Linked DNA regions of Mus musculus: region 2 is linked to region 1. A link is a contact called in ENCODE Hi-C data. All regions are on one chromosome and are shown on one strand. The core of a region is the stretch at or near the end of the contact, and the rest is flanking DNA. Distances in the headings are between cores, read along the strand shown.

Region 1 (2,700 bases), core at 78-2,577:
CGCTGGATGAAGACCTGGACAGGTGGGTGAGAGAGCCCCGTGGCTGCAGCGGCACTGAGGGGGGTGGGGGGAGTCCACTTGGCCATCTCGGTGTGATTCCCTGTGGTGGCTCCGTGTGGTGGTCGCCTAAGGGTGATGGCCTCTCAGGGAAGCACTCCAGAAGGCCGGTGTGGTCTGACCACTTTTGTTTCTTTCCTTGAGGCAGAAGTTGTTGGCTAGAGGTGGCTTACAGAACACTCATTACCTCCTGTGGGACTTTCTCCTGTCTCACTATAAAATCAAACCTAATTTCTATGCAGGAGGCCTTCCCAAAAGGTGTTTGCAAACACTTCATACATTTCTTTCATTCTGCTGTTGGGGAGTGGACAGGAGCTAGCCAGATCTGCCTATGAGCAGCAGTCGATGGCCACTACTTGTCAGGTCCATCTGCCTCCCTCTGGGACAGAATGGCAAGCAGGAGTGCTGAGTGGCCAAGGACCTTCACTTCCAAAGTGGGTGCCCAGCTGAGGGTCTTGTGGCTGGCATCAGCAACATCTCCAGCCAACTGGCCAGATAATGAATGGTTTATTTAGGGTTTGGAACCCTGCTACAGTTACTGACTGTGCCATTGTGCTGCAAAAGAAACTGTAAATAAATGGCCATGGGTGTGTTCCACTAAAACTTGATAGAAAACAGCCTGTGGGCGGCATTTGCGTTGTTGGCAGTACTGTGCCTCTTGGCCTAAGTATAACCAGCAGCAGTGAATGAAGTAAATAGCACTGAGGCCATGGTGAAATCTTAGTCACCATAAACCATAATTATAGAAAGACGTGGGAGCGTGCATTGCACAGTGTTAAGTGAAAGGCTGGGTTATAAATATGTGTTTGGTGTTTATGATTACATAAGAATAGATAATGTATGATCATATATAATGTATAATATATGATCCAAGGAACACAGCAGCTGCTAGAGGGACGGCTTCCGGGTACTCATAGAATGGTGGTGCCTGTGTTGCCCGTGGGCTGACACATCTCCCCTCTGCTGGGCTCTGCAGCCAGACTGGAGCTGAGTGGCCCTTAGGCCTGTCCCTGTGTGGCCTTGTTATTCAACTCCCCCCCCCCCCCCCGCCTCCCCGGCATTGCTTCTTGTCACTCTGCAGGGCTACTGCACGAGAGCCTCACCCTGAACAGCCCCAGTTAGACCTGTCAGCAAACGTTGCTCCCGGGGTTATTGGTAGAGTAAAGGTAATAAGGGTACAGACAGGGAGAACTTGTATGAGAACATCCGGGAACTCTCAGCTGCTTCACCCCCCCGTTCCCAGCACTGCTAAGTCACTGCCTGTCCCCAGCATGGCCAAGTCACAGCCCGATCCCAGCACTGCTAAGTCACAGCCCAGCTTCAGCACTTGCTAAGTCATCCCTCCCCACCGCTGCCAACATATGTGCTCTCTAAGCAGAAGCATCGCCCAGGCGCAAAGTGGAGAGAGAGGCCAGCACTGTCTTCCTGTGCTTCTTGGCCACAGGATGCCTGAGGAGGAGGGGTAGTAGCTCCTTGGCGTATATGTGACCCTGACTGTGTGACTGGAGGCGAGGGTCTCTGGGGGAAAGAAAGCTGCCTAGGAACTTTGGGGAGTGCAGCGCTTGCCAGCGTCTGCCAGGTCAGCCGTAGGAACAGCTGTCTCTGGTTCAGCTTACGGAGCACAGAGGGTGACAGGAAGGGGTCTGGAAACACACACGCAGCAGTAAAATCCTGATATGACTTCACCGACCACTGTTCTAGCTGTCCCCTTTAGCACAATGAGTGTTGACCCCCCACCCCCACAGCACGTGTATGTGTGTCACTGAGGTGTGTCCCAGCTGCCTCACCCCCTGCCACTCTCACACCAGCTGCCGGTCCTGTGTGTTGTGATCCCAGATCCAGTGGGCAGAGTCGCAGGCTTTTCAGCTAGTTCCTGTGGCTGCCGGTGTGCTTCCAAGGGCCTGGCCACCCTCACAGGCGCTCTCTACCTTCTCTCTGGCAAGGGATCTGTCCTACATCAAGATCATGGACGTGGGCCAGAGCTATGTGGTGAACCGTGTTGCTGATCACATCCAGAGTCGCATCGTTTATTACCTCATGAACATCCATGTGACACCCCGCTCCATCTACCTCTGCCGGCATGGGGAGAGCGAGCTAAACCTCAAGGGCCGGATTGGTGGGGATCCTGGACTGTCCCCCCGGGGCCGGGAGGTCAGTGTGTGTGTGTGTGTGATGCACATGGGCATGCATCGGTGCATCGGTACCTTCAGGTAGAGGGATGGATATGTGAATATGTGTGTAGGGGCTGCTATAGCCAATGTGCAGTTGAGGCAGAGAGTCATTATCCGGTGTAGAACGTGGGAAAGGGGATGAGGTGCTGAGCAAACGCACATGAACATTCTCCAGGCAGAGGCCATTCCCCTTAGAGCAGCCCGAGCCCCAACTGAACAGCTATGGCCTTGACATGGTTCAGGGGGATATCGAGGACTCATAGAAGAGGTTACATGGCCTTGGGGCAGTTGATCAACAAATCTGGGGTTGCTCCTGGGGTCTGGGGAGAAGGCACAGAACTTGGATGTGTACACCATTGGGAAGTTAGTGTGACTTTTTAAAAACTAAACCCACTTCCTGGGTTTGGTCAGGACCCTGTGGGGCCTATGCTTGAGGCAGCCCAGGACCTGTGGGGCTGAGTGTGCTGTAAAT
Region 2 (2,700 bases), core at 95-2,594, 620 kb after region 1:
AATGAGAATGTAGCACTGCACAGAATGGGAAAAACCAAGTGGGGTCTCTCCTAGGTCCTCAAGCCCATACCACACTCCAAAGGAATTTCCTTGTAAGTGAAATCTTCTGGAATTGCCCGGGACTTGACGTGTTCTTGCCATGTTCGGTAAACAAAGAACTGTTTCCATGTCTCTTTGCCCAGGAGCTGTAGGGTAACCATGTCACAGAAGAGCCATCTTTCCTGACACAACTTCCTGCAATACACAGTTGCAATTCCATCAGGCTGACCCCAGTCACCTTACTTTAGAGCCATGGTTACAGTGTGCAAACATAAATTCACTAACCATCCTCATGCAGCAGAGGTCCAGGCCCAGAATCCGAAGGCCTGTTCTTCCCTCTCTGCCCCATCTTGTCCCCTCCTCCCATCCCACCCTGCCCCTCTCCTTACCTCCACAGGAAATCATTGCTTGCAAGTGCATTCCAGTTCTATGAGAGAGAAAAAAATTCCTTAAACCAACAACCACCTCCCTCTCCTGTACTCATTTTTTTTCTGGGCTAGGCCTACACAGGTTAATAAAACAGAGTCCTAGCTCTCAGCATGGAGAGACCTACCCCAGCCAACACAAGTCACCTTGTGAGGGCTCAGAGGAAGGAGGGCCAGGCTCAAAGGTCTGACATGGAGTCTCAAGAATGGCAAGCATCAGCAGCACATCTCCGGAGGGAAGACTGTTCGTTTCTTTTGGCAGAATGCTATTATCACTGTTATTGTTGTGAATTAAGGTTTCTAGTAGCCTGGCCTGGTTTTAAATTCCTTTCATTGAGTTTGCCCCAAATTCCTGATCATCTTGCTTCTACCTCACAAGGGCTTCAATTACAGTCCTAAACCACCACTCCTGACTCATTTAACCAGATTTGAGGTCTTCAGAGTGGATAATGCTCACCCGTGTCCGCTAGATATATCTGTTTGCTATTCTGTAGGATGGAGCTCCTGTTGGTCAAGAGAAGCAGATGAGTCCCAGAGAAACTTACATGTCAGAGCTGAGTTGACAGGTCTGAATAAGGTAAGTTTAAGTAGGGAGGGATGGAGGAAAGGAAGGAAGGAAGAATGGAAGGAAGGAAGGAAGGAAGGCAGGCTGTGTTGAGTGTGATGCTGGGGTATCTAAGACTGCAAGACTGAGTGGGAAAGGTCAAAGGGCCTCATGTAGGGTGCACCGAATAGAGGAGTTCAGCCAAGGAGCTTTTACCTTGTTCACTTGGGCAACCTGTAGCAAACTGTAGGCATCTAGATAGGAGAAGATTTCCATCATAGGGAAACTAGACAAATGGATCTCCATCTTCAGTGGCCTAAGTCCACACTGACTCTCCTTTCTCCTCCCAGCTTGATCTGATTTTAAAGACTCGGCCAAAGATTTCACAGGATTGCCAACCATAGTTCATCAGGATTTGACTGGAGCAAGCTGCAGCTGTGTAGACGCTCAGCCTGACTCCCCTTCCCCTCTCACTGCAGCCAGATGCACTCAGCTGAGAGTGCTCACACCTTAACTCACTCCACAGTGATTTTCATAGCATAGATGAGCTCAACAACCCCTTCCTGGTACTGTGGAGACCAAAAGCACATGATCTGGGGCAGCCCTGATTGATGATGTACTTCTCAGAACCTTCTAGAAAATCCCGAGTAACACACTAATTGTCAACAGGTTCAATTGCTTATGTGAAGTCCATTAGGTTTCTCCAAATTCCTGGTGTAGGGAAACTGGTTTCCATGTTCATGTCTACCTTGAGACCTGAGTTAGATCAGCAGGGCCCACCTCTCTGTGCCTGCACAGCCTCTGAGAGCATGTGCTTGTGTACTTAAATTTCTATTAGACAGTGGCAACAAAGAAGACACCTAATATTTACTGCTAATCTCTGCACATGGATGCTCATGTGCACTGCAGCATATAGGCACTTTTACATGTACTGAACATGATTCCTGGACAGCCTAAGGCTAAAGAATGAGACTTTGTTTCATAAAAAGAGTAAAAGTGTCATGCTGATTTTACTCATGCTGAGTATATTACTAACTAGAAATCAGAATGAATTTTCATTCTAGACGGTCATCCACAGGTAGAGCTTAGGTCCTGGACCTTTGGTAACTGTGCTACTCTATCCTTTAAGACAATAACCCAAGGAACCCAGCACAACAATAGAGTACACTCAGACATACACCATGGACATATGCACATATACATACTTAGACATACACACATACAAAATGGTTATATGAGACACAGTTTAAATTATGCTCTCTACTGATTCAGATTGAAAATAATTTTGAGGACTGCAGACCCCACCATTGGATTTGTTACTACATAATTGGATGTTAGAACGTGAAGCGACTGCAACCAGCAAAACCAAAGCAGCCTGCAGAGGGGACTCAGGCCACAGTACAGGCCCTGAAAGGAGCCAGAGACCTCGTTGTGCTTCACTTTCTCAGCTTTCACCTTTCTTTCCTTTCTTTTTCTTTTCTTTTCTTTTCTTTCTTTCTCTTTCTTCATTTCTTACTCTCTCTCTCTCTCTCTCTCTCTCTTTCATTTCTTTTTCTTTCTTCTCTTCTTTATTTGATTTTGAGACAGGTTTTCACTCTCTACCCCTGACTGACCAGTCTGGATCTTGATATATAATCCAGGCCTCAAACTTGGAGATCTGTCTGTCTCTGCCTCCCAAATGGATGGGATGAA

The links. A loop is a pair of places that touch in the nucleus more often than their neighbours do.
Region 2: a map of T-helper 17 cell shows a loop between it and region 1 (2.4-fold over the local background). The contact joins the promoter of Fbxw24 here to the enhancer-like site in region 1. A Hi-C loop is called at or near these places in 4 of 37 maps with a recorded cell type or tissue (T-helper 1 cell, T-helper 17 cell, regulatory T cell and 1 more).

What each region holds. Positions count from the first base shown.
Region 1 is chr9:109,008,449-109,011,148 of GRCm38, forward strand. It overlaps Pfkfb4 (6-phosphofructo-2-kinase/fructose-2,6-biphosphatase 4), which reads left to right. Exons shown (of 14, transcript NM_173019.5): 7 at 1-22; 8 at 2,001-2,208. Among named protein-coding and RNA genes, the nearest start is that of Pfkfb4, 18 kb to the left of the region's middle. Within about 2 kb of position 1,328, at least 1 of the 3 ENCODE cell types and tissues checked has a DNase peak (open chromatin) inside an H3K27ac peak, as active enhancers do.
Region 2 is chr9:109,624,715-109,627,414 of GRCm38, forward strand. Fbxw24 (F-box and WD-40 domain protein 24) reads right to left here and starts at 1,345. Exons shown (of 10, transcript NM_001013776.4): 1 at 1,225-1,345; 2 at 429-466; 3 at 71-234. The coding sequence starts at 1,314.